Linked DNA regions of Homo sapiens: region 1 is linked to region 2. Evidence: read pairs that join two places in POLR2A ChIA-PET (ENCODE). Cell type or tissue: PC-9. All regions are shown on one strand. Each heading gives the region's core, and the rest is flanking DNA. Links, peaks and the distances in the headings are about the cores only. Region 1 overlaps SRCIN1 (SRC kinase signaling inhibitor 1). Region 2 overlaps ARHGAP23 (Rho GTPase activating protein 23).

Evidence for each region. ChIA-PET counts read pairs that join two places held together with the same protein. Peaks named below come from ENCODE experiments on the same cell type or tissue, not always from the same donor. Only the 100,000 strongest peaks of a DNase experiment are listed, where the experiment ranks them.
Region 1: POLR2A ChIA-PET joins it to region 2 with 20 read pairs; 5 of 35 experiments call an interaction of 5 or more read pairs at or near these places.

The regions. Positions count from the first base shown.
Region 1 is chr17:38,553,126-38,558,492 of GRCh38, reverse strand. It overlaps SRCIN1 (SRC kinase signaling inhibitor 1), which reads left to right. Exons shown (of 19, transcript NM_025248.3): 11 at 91-266. Among named protein-coding and RNA genes, the nearest start is that of SRCIN1, 50 kb to the left of the region's middle. In PC-9, for the core only: no CTCF peak of the experiment used is centred there; DNase peaks (open chromatin) are centred at 322, 2,062 and 3,772; H3K4me3 peaks cover 636 bases; H3K27ac peaks cover 3,773 bases.
Region 2 is chr17:38,462,307-38,467,673 of GRCh38, reverse strand. It overlaps ARHGAP23 (Rho GTPase activating protein 23), which reads right to left. Exons shown (of 24, transcript NM_001199417.2): 4 at 4,733-4,828; 5 at 4,478-4,556; 6 at 4,292-4,346; 7 at 343-1,507. Among named protein-coding and RNA genes, the nearest start is that of ARHGAP23, 37 kb to the right of the region's middle. RefSeq lists an enhancer at 2,051-2,842 and a silencer at 3,852-4,146. In PC-9, for the core only: no CTCF peak of the experiment used is centred there; no DNase peak of the experiment used is centred there.

The sequences.
Region 1 (5,367 bases), core at 186-5,185, 91 kb before region 2:
GGCAGTCCTCTACCCGCCTTCTCCCGGCCCTTCCCCTGCCTCGCGGCTCCGCTCCCCCCACCCGGGTCCATCCGTCCGTGCGTCCCGCAGCTACAGAACCAGGAGTCGGTGCGCGCGCTGCTGAAGCGCACGGAGGCAGAGCTGAGCATGCGCGTGTCGGAGGCGGCGCGGCGGCAGGAGGACCCGCTGCAGCGGCAGCGCACCCTGGTGGAAGAGGAACGGCTGCGCTATCTCAACGACGAGGAGCTTATTACCCAGCAGCTCAAGTGAGGCTGGGCCCGCGGCGGAGGGAGGGGTGGGGGTGCGGCTGGAGTGACCCGCAACCTGGTTTCCCTGGGAGGCGCAGCTCCCTTCCCTCTGAGTCACAGGTGGCGTTGGTCTGTTCTGAAGCCTGATTTCATTCTCCTCTGGCCTGATTTCACTGTGACCCACAAACTTTTGACCGGCTGGCATTATTCCTGATTTCTTTTTTCTGGCTTGATGCCTGCTTTTGCTATGGTCTTGCTTCATAATGATCCACACTCAGGCTTCCTGTGGCCTGCAGCTTCACTGTCATGTGGCCAGCTGCCTGATTTCCCTCTGCCCTCTGCCTACTTTCATTTTGGCCTGTGACCCGTGCAAAGTGACCCTTGGGTAGTGAGTTCAGGTGCAGCGTTCAGGTGCCGTCACTGCTCCAGCCTGGCGCTGACCAGCCATCATTGGAGATCCGATTCCCTGATCTCTGAGTCCAGATATAGCCAAGGAAAACCCACCTTCCTTCCTAGTGCAGCTGGAACAGGGCTGTAGTGTTTTCAGAAGGAAGGAGGAATCGCGAACACTGTGCCTCCGCATGCTTAGGCATGGAGGGGTTAACAGAAGACAGTCTTCTGATCCAAATTTAGCAAATGGCTGTCTGGCCAACCATTCCATTGTCTGGCACCTTTGAAGGGAGACGCTGCCTTTCAGTGTCCATTCAGGGAGTGAGCACCCACCCTGCTTTCCCTCGCCAGTGATAAGGATCTGAGACAGAGGCCCTGCTCCTTCCTTTGGGCCCTCTCTTGGTGACACAGGGCACTAGGGGACCTGGAGTCCAGTGCCAGCACTGAGAGGCTGAGTGATCAGGGCAGTTCCTGCCCCTCTCTGTGCCCCAGTGTCCTCATCTGTACCCAGCATTAAGTTTTTCACCTCTCTTTTCAACAAGGGGTTGAGTTGTACTGGCCAGTGACTCCGGGAGCCAGGAGAGGCTGCTCCTTGGAGCCCAGCTTCCTCACTAAGTCATAAATGAGCCTCTTGCGACGGGCTCCTTGAGATGGGTTGCTGCTCCTCAGCCTGAGGCCCACATAGCCTGGTGGTACATGTGCATTTTAGCAAGGCCCAAGGCAACAATTCCCATGACACCATGTGGCTGAAATAGGGTAAGGGGCCACCCCATCACTCTAGGTGTGATAACTTAGTGAGGACTCCAGCCAGATCTCCAAGCAGACTGGCAGGTGTCATCTCTCCTCACCCAGGGAATTCCATTTCTCCAGATTTTCTATCCTTTCCTTGTCCCTTTTCATTCAGCCCAGAGGAGGGGGGTTGGAATTTTCAAAAGCAACTTTACCGAGACATTAAAGGAAAATTAAAGGAGATCTAAAAGCACAGAGCCAGAAGATACGAAAGGAGAGATTTATGCTACCGTCATTATAAGTGTTTGGTCCTTGGCTCCCTGAAGGCCTTGGTTCTCCAGGAACACAGACTCCCCAACCCCTGCCCCATTATCAAACCCATTACTCAGAGAGCTTGGGACCTGCATTACTGTTTCTGGCAGGATTCTCCATCCTCCTGAAAGGGGACTCCTGCTTCTTCTGGGTTGGGCAGATACTGGGCTCCAACCTGGCCATGAAGGCCCTCCCTGCCCAGCTCCCATAGCCTTCCCAGGCTTTAACCCTGCAGCCCCCCTGCCCCACACTCTGGCTGTAGCTCGTGGTTACTCCAGGAGCTTACGCTTACTCTTGCTCCAATTTGCTATACCACTTCCTCTTTCCTGGCAACTTGCTGGAAGTTAAAACTGGTTCTGTTTCATTCAACTTGACTCACTCACCTGCCCATCTAGCCCAGCACTTAAGGTCTGTCTGGGCACTGCCTTTAGGTGCAGCCTCTGCTGACTGAGACCTTTTAGGTCCTGGAATCTACCTTTGCCTAACCCAGGTCCAGCTTTGTAGGTATGCCACGTGTGCGGTCACGCGGAGCCCCATGCTTGGAAGGGCCCCATGCTTGGTGTAATGCTCTGCTGTTGCCATCTTGAAATTCTTAATAATTTTTAAACTAGAGGTAACATTTTCATTTTGCATTGGGCCCCATAAATTATTTAGCTGGTTCCATTTTGACTCTCCCCTCTTGACCCCTCCAGGACTAAACCTGGGCTTGGAAAGCCTAGCCACATTTTAATCCAGTGTCTAGACTAGCTGGCCTGGGACTCATTTGCAGAGCTTGCCCAGGTTAGAGGCCCCCCAACTTTGGCAGATTGGGTGATCAGAACATCAAGTTGCCGATTGAGCTTAGGGAGGCCTAGTCTCTCCTGCCTAAGAATTGCAGTGTTGTCATCTCCTGGAAGCTTATTTGAGTCCTTTACATGAGAGTCTCTTCCCCCTCTGAGTGATGTTTGGGAGTGACCATTTTATAAAACTGGCACAGCCTGGACCAGTCAGGTGTTACACATATGAGCAGGGGAATTGTTCTTTCCCATGTGGTAGAGCGAGGGCTGGGCTAGGACAGTGTATGGATTGGGGGCAGCGTGGCTGATGTTGGTCTAGTGTGAAAATGAGATGCAGCAGAACCAATGGCTGATGTCAGATGTGAGTAGATCCCGCTTTGCTGCAAAATAGCTGTATGACCTTGAACTAACTAGTTAATCTCTTTGAATATCTGAATATCTTTTTTTCCTTTTTTTAAAATGCCAGAGTCTTAGGATAGCTAATTAATTAGGGTAGCTTCCTATAACAAATAAGCTCCCAAATTGTTTAATAATTCAAAAGTAATAAACATATCTTTCTCATGGAACAGTATTGGGTGGGTTAGGCGGGTGGCTCTTCTCCATGCAGTCATTCAGGGACCCAGGCTGATGGAGGTTCTGCCGTCTTCAACATGTGTTTTCCAAGATCACCCAGAGAGTTTCCAACCAATGGAAAAGGAGAAAGGAGCATGGAGGACCTTACATGGGAGGTTTTTGTGAGCCAGGTCTGGAAGCAGCATGTATCCCTTCCACTCATCTTCCATTGGGTAGACTTCAGTTAAATGGCCACTTATCATTGCAAGGGAGGCTGGGATGTGTAGTCTAGGCTCTGAGCCACTGTTTGTCTGTGTATAAGCTGGAGATAATAACTGTTCCCACCTCCAGGATTTGTTTTGAGGGTTAATTAAAGTAATGAAAGCCAAGGCCTGAGTGTGGCACCTGGCATACAGTAAGTGCGTAATACAGGATAGCTCTTTAACTGGTAGTGTTGCTGAGTCACAAGCTTTTGCCCTTGACTTCAACCCAGTCTGTCTTTTCACCTGCTAGTTGGATGAAGATGTGTAAGGCGTGCTGATAAGATTTGCTGATGACACAGAGCTTTAAGGGGGAGCAAATCTGTTGGATGGTAGAACTGAAATTCAAAAGTTGTTTGCCCCTGGATTGAGCTGAAATCCAACAATGGGATTTGACAGGAATATATATAAAGTCCCGCATGTGAGTCAGGGATGTCAGCGACTCAAGTACAGAACTGAGATGACTTACCTGGGCAGCAGTTCCTTCTCTCCCTTGTTCATTCATTCCACAATTATTTCCCAGACATCTACTCTGCACCAGGCACCATGCCAGGTGCTAGAAACCGGAGATGAATCTGGAAGACATGGTCTTTGCCTGCCTGGGGTTAGTAGTCCAGAAGGCTGCACAACCCAGCCAACAGGAGCTTCAGCGGTTTGGAGGGCAGGAAGCAGACCCAACAGCCGCAAGGGGAGGGGCTGGAGGACAGCTTCCCACTGAGACCTGAGGATCAGTGGGAGTTAGCACGTGTGTGTGCCTGTATGTGTATGGGTGAATGGAATATTCTAGGCAGAGAAAACAGCATTATAAAGAGCCAGAGAGGACAGCACATGTAGCACCTCAGAGCAGGTCTGAAGGGCTCTAAGCAGAAGCCAGATGAGATGAGGGTTACAGCAGCACGGAAAACAAGAGCAGTTCCCAGGCACTGAGCCCTTTGCCGCGTGCTTTCCTGTCTTCATTAGCTCATCCAATCCACCTGATGGCCCCCATGAAGGGGGAACTCTTTTTTTTTTTTTTGAGACAGAGTCCCACTCTGTTCCCCAGGCTGGAGTGCAGTGGCATGATCTCGGCCCACTGCAACCTCCGCCTCCTGGGTTCAAGCGATTCTCCTGCCTCAGCCTCCCAAGTAGCTGGGATTACAGCCGCACGCCACCATGGCCAGCAAATTTTTGTATATTTAGTAAAGACAGGGTTTCGCCATATTGGCCAGTTGGTCTCGAACCCCTGACCTCAGGTGATCAGCCCACCTCGGCCTCCCAAAGTGCTGAGGTTATAGGCTTGAACCACCATGCCTAGCGGGGAGCTCTTACCATCCCTATTTTTTGGACGAGGAGGTTGAAGTCCAGAGATATTAGGTAACTTGCCCAAGATCTCTCCTCTGGCAAGGGCAGAGTGAGGATTGGAGCTTGGATCAGTCTGACTCTAGAACCAAGTTTTCAACTACCACCTTCCTGCCCTTCTTGGCTGCATTGAAAAGTTTGGATGTTAGGCCTCAGGATGATGGGATCCATTTAGCGTTCAATGGCACAAGTGAAGACCTGATCTGATTTACAATTTAGAAGAATGTAGGGTCTCAAATGACACAAGTTCAGCATATAGTAGCTGAAAATCTAACTCAGCTTTGGCCCTCAGGAAAGAGGCTGTGTGGCTGGATCATGTGAGAGAAGGGCAATGGACATGGCAGTTTCCCCCGAGACAAGAGACCTCCCCGGGGGCACGTGCTCTGCCTCTGGTTCTTTGAAAGGCAACTAAGTTCTCTCTGCTTCCTTGGCAGAATAGAATCAGGGGATGCAAGTTACAATGAGAGATACTCGGGCAGATATTGCTGAGGGTCAGAGCTTCCAAGGGGGCAGATGGTGCAGGGCACCTCTTAGGGAGCGCTTCTGAAGTCTCCTCATCTCTGAGATTTGGCGTTGCAGATTTTACTTGAGTATGTGGCCTGATGGCTGGCTTTTATGTTTGTATGCTTTTGAGACAAGGTCTCCCTCTGTCACTCAGGCTAGAGTGCAGTGGCACAATCACGGCTCACTGCAGCCTCAACCTCCTGGGCTCAAGTGATTCCCCCTGCCTTAGCCTCCCGAGTAGCTGGGACTACAGGCACC
Region 2 (5,367 bases), core at 58-5,057:
AATGAACAAAGGAGGGAGAGAGGAAGGAAAGAAGGAAGGAAGAACAGATGATGGATGGATGGATGGATGGGGAGAGGGAAAAAAGAAAGAGTGCGTGGAAAGATGCTGAAAGGATAAATGAATGAGAGGTAGGATGGAAGAAAGGATGACAGAGAACAGAAAGAAAGATGGAAGAACAGATGGATGGATGGATGAACAGATGAATGAATTGACAGAGAAACAAGATGATCCCACCAGCACCCAGCCGAATTCTGCCCATGGCAGACAGGCAGATGGGGTACAGCAGGACACAGACAGCCGACAGCTAAGTCCCCCAGGACAGCCACATGTACCATCACTCACCAATAAAGGGGATGGAAGCCAGAGAGTCTTCGGTGGTGGCCAAAGGGGCCACCTTCCTGCCCAGGCGTTCCCCTCGCCCACTGGCCTCTGGCTCTGGGGACTCGTCACCAAATCCAAGGTTCATCTGTCTTGCGGGGGTCAGCTGAACCTTGCGGCCCGTCGGGGGCTTCTGCCTCAGGACCACCTCATCGCCGCGATCCTCCGCAGGAGGCTCCAGGGCCCGGGTGCTGGGTTCCGGCCGTACAACCCTGGGTGGCTCGGAGGCCTCTGGTGGGAATGACGCAGGGGACTGGGCCAGGTTGAAGGTAGGCAGCCCCCCAAAGGGTGAGTCCCGGAAGGAGAGCGCATGGAGGAGGCCGGTCCGGCGCTGGAATGATGGGCTGTAGCTCCGGTAGCCGATGTACCCGAGGTCATCCAGGCCCTGCAGGCCAGACGGGGGTGGGGCCTGGGGCCCTGGCAGGTCCCGAGTTGGGCAGGCGGGGGTGCGGGCAGACGAACGCTGGGAAGCCCAGCCACACCGCTCAAAGCGGGGTGACACCAGTGCCCCTGGCCCCAGTGCCTCGGCAGAACGGGTGGCCCGGCTCAAGTAGTCATCTGAGCGAGCTCGGTGCCAGCCCTCCTGGCCCAGCTGGCTCAAAGCATCCTGGGAGGTGGAGCAGGGCCACGGGCGGGGGGCAGCCACCTCCTCCAACCGGTCCTGGGAGGCGCTGCGGGCCCGGGGGGCCATGGCTGGGCACCGTCTCTCCCCCGCCCGGCGGGGTACCTGGTTTGACAGCCAGTGTGACAAGGCCTGCTGGCACTCCAGTCTGCTGGGGGGCACCCGGCTGCCAGGCTCTGGGAAGGCACGGGGCGTCCGGGGCTCCGAGGAGAGGTGGGGGAAGGCACCAGGGCTGGGGCGGGGCTGGCTCATCCCCAAGGAAGAGTTGTCCAGGTGGGCACGGGCAGCAGGTGGCACACGGAGCCCCGGGTCACTCCAGGCAGCAGGACTCCGGGGGTCACTGGGCAGTGCTGAGGTGGGCTCAGGCACCATAGTGGCCCTGGTGGAGGCCCGGGCAGGAGGGGCGTAGGTCTTGCGGGGGTAGCAGATCGGGGGTGGCTCTGGGATGCTGCGGGCCTCTCCAGAATACGGCTCGTTCCCTTTCAGGTAGGCATCCTGGGAGTAGGCCTGGCCAGAGACACAGAGACAGGTAAGCAGGGCCAGACAAGTCCCACAGGGTAGGGGAACGGCAGCCCGAGGAGGTCAAGGAGCCCAGGAGGGAAATGAAGGGAGAGGACCAAGCGGTGGGGGGAACGAGGGAGAGGCATAAGTGGGTGGGGGTGGAAGGGCAGGTCCAGGGAGAGAACAAAGAAGAAGCAAGAAGCCTTTGAGACGCAGGCAAACTCCAGCAAAAGTGGGATTTCGCTAAGACTGTGACAAGGACTGCCCTAGCCACAAACATTCCAGCATCTGTTTCCTGGGGTCCTCCCCCAGTCCTGGCCTCCACCGCCTGCCTGCCCCCTTATGTCCACCAATGCCCAAAGCTCCTCGGGTGGAGCCGGAAAACCCCACCGAGACCAGTCAAGGTGGCAGATGAGAGAAGAAAGCCGGCTAGGGGTGTGTCTGGGTGGGGCAGAGGCTGGCAGAGCCCAGCTGTCCCTCCATCCCCGGGAATGGGGAGCTGGCTCCTGAGCCACAGGGGTGAGAAGGAGTTTGCCCACCTCCTGCCAGGCTTGAAGGAGGGGACTTGAGCCACCTTCTGCCACCCCTGGGCCTGGAATTTGGCACTGGGAGCTGAGGCTGACGCTGCATTGCTAAGGAGTGACAGGGCCAGCGCCCAGGCCCAGCCAAAAAAGGAGTCAGCTCCCAGGGACAGCGGCCTTGTGGCCTGGGCCCAGCCTGGCCCCTGCTGAGCTGCCCAGGAGCCTAACTCAAGGCAAAGAACCAAAGGGTGGGAGGGTGAAACCAAACACACACACACACCACACTACAAGGAGACACTGGAAGATACACACCCAGAGACACACACACACACAGTAGAACACAATGAAACACACACAAATAACTACACCTCCAGTCCCAGGCACAAACATCATGTGATGAGGACAAGCTAAACCACACCCCCGCACACTCAGCCCCCTCCAGCTGGCACAGGGCCGGCACACACATACCTCTCCCTCCTGCCATCCCGCCGTCTCCCCAGGCTCCCGGCATCATCACGGCGGCGGCAGCATCCCAGCCCGCCTCCGCCCACCCCCAGCTCCGGCTAACCCCGCCACTGACCACTGTGTTGCCCTGGCCAGGGCCTCCGGTCCCCCTCCGTCTGCCCTCCCTGCGGCTCCCCCTCACCCCCACCCGACTCTCTCTCGGCTGGCTGGCGGGAGGAGGAGGGAGGAGAGGATGGGTGTGGAGGGGCCTCGCCGCGTCGGTGGTGGCGTCAGCAGCTGCCGAGGCCCGATTGGCCTCCAGCCTTGGCTTCCAACCACAGGAATGCCTGGGCCCCACCCTCCGGCTGGCAGAGATGCGGGGGCCAGTGGAGGCCCCCAGATGCTGTCATCTGGCGCTGCCAGCCCACCCCAGCCTGGGCAGCAGAACTTGAGGCTACTGCCCTTCCCACTCCTTGCCCCTGCCAACTGGAGAGAGTGGGGGACACCCTAGGGTCCCACCCTGTCACTGCCCCATAGCTGGCCTCGCCTCAGCCTGGGGGAGCTGTACAGGCAGGGCCTTGAGACTTGGGGTAAGCAGTCCACCTCAGATCCCCCCCTCCTTCCTCCCTCTCCCCAGGAAGAGCAAGGGGACAATCGAGGTCAGGGGTGGAGGTTTCCAGAAGGGCATCATGCCAGGCATGGCACTGTGATTACAGTGATTAGGAGAGTGCGTCCAAGGCAGAAGCCAGCACAGCGGCTCCCAGGGCCTCCCCAGGGACAGTGACCTCAGGGGCAAGTAAGCCGCCATCTGGCTGGGACCCATGAGACCAGGGAGGTGGGCACTGGGCAAAGCGGACCGCCGGGGCTCCAGGCACAAAGAGGCAGTGTGTGAGTGTGAGTGTGTGTGTGTGTGTGTGGAAGGGTATGCTTGGGAGTGCAGGGCCTGCTTCGTGCAGTGTCTGGGCCACGCTCTCTGTGTGGCAGGCTGGATGCTGTCTTCTAGGTATGCTGAGGTGTCGAATGTATAAATTTGGAGTCCTGTGACACGGGTGGGCGCACGTGCTGAGATGGGCAGGAGGATGCCGCGGTGTTTGCGAGCATACATGTTGTGATAGTGCGGCGTGGGTGTGTAGTTGTGGAGGTCCGAGTGTGCAAGGTACTATGCTGTTTGTACTGCAGGGAGCCAAGGGGCTGGTGAGTGTGTCGTGTTTTAATGTTTGTGGGTGTGTGTTGTGGTGCACTTCGCTGTATGAGGGTGAACTGTGGCAGTGGGTGCTTGTGTGGTTGTCTGTATTGCGGCACGTGCCTGGTGCTGCATGTGTGTTGTGGTGTGCTTCGTGCTATACAGAGGGTGGGACTGTGGGGCTGTGCTGTGTGGCTGTGTACTGCTCGGGTACTGTGTGGTGCACATGACGGTGGGTGGGGTGCAGTGTGCTGAGCAGTGTTCGATGTGTGCTCGGTGCCTGTGTGGACACACCCACCAGAGACACCCTCACTCAGGGCCAGACAGGGAGGGGGTGCAGGGAAGAGGCATCTCTCCTAGGAGCTGACAAGAACGTGCCAGGCTGGCAGAGCCTGCTGGGCCACCCTCCTTCCAGATACCCTGGCAGGAATCCTGCCTGCCAAGGCCAGGTCTCCCGCTCCCCCAGCACAGAGCAGCTCCGAATGAAGCAACAACCAGCCCCAGCCCAGGGAGGGGCCTGGCATCCCCAACTGGGCAATGTCGGCCTGTGCCCTCCAAACACTTCCTTCTCTGCCTCCCAGGGGAGCCGGTGCTGCCCCAGGGCTCAGGGGTCTCCTCTCAGGCCACAGGGGCTGGACTCACCAGCTGGAGGATGTCCTCGTCCTTGGGCATGATAGACAGCTCCAGAGTGTCATCACTACAGAGACAGGCAGAACGTCAGGCTGGGTCAAGGAACAGGGTCCAGGAGGAAGGGATCCTGGTCTCCAGGGCATCCCCAGGGCAAAGGGGAGGGGAGATAATATGGGACGAGGGGTCAGGGACACTCACCTATTCTGGATCAGAGCTATGACCTGAGAGTAGGTCTTCCCAATGACGCTTTCCCCATTCACCTTTACCAGCCGGTCTCCTGGGGACAAGGAGCGCATGAGTGGTGACCAAAGGGCATCAAAGGCCCCATCTGAGAACCCCTGTACCAGGCATGGCTAACACTGTGGGGACAGGAGCCTCCCCAACACCTGGATCTGAGAATAAAATCCTAGCCAGAAGGTAGAAAGTAGAGCCCAGGTAACTGGGCCAGCTCACCTGTGCGAAGCCCCGCCCTATGGGCAGGGCCGTCTTCCTTCACATTCTTGACAAAGATGGTGTCCATGGGCTCCAGGCGGTACCGGGGGGAGGGTCCTAGTGGGCATCAGCCAGGTTAGCTGGGGGTGGCTGGGGAAGGTCACACCCATGCACAGCTACACACACAGGGGACACACACTCAGAGAATGATTGCACTCGTCCGGTCACAAACATGCACAGGCTCAAACATCCACGAGGACACTGGACAGGTCCATGGAGGCACAGAACCCAACAGGAGGACACAGACCTGGGAGAAAGAAAACCTATGGGGACATACAAAGAGTCACTCCGTAAACACCTCCTGTGTCCTCTTCATGTGCTAAAAACTACACTAAAAAGGATGAACAGGCCAGGCATGGTAGCTCACGCCTGTAATCCCAGTACTTTGGGAGGCCAAGGCGGGTGGATCACTTGAGGTCAGGAGTTCGAGACCAGCCTGGCCAATATGGTGAATCTCTGTCTCTACTAAAAATACAAAAATTAGCTGTGTGTGGTGGCACGCATGCCTGTAATCCCAGCTACTCAGGAGGCTGAGGCAGGAGAAACACTTGAACCTGGGAGGCAGAGGTTGTGGTAAGCCGGGATTGTGCCACTGC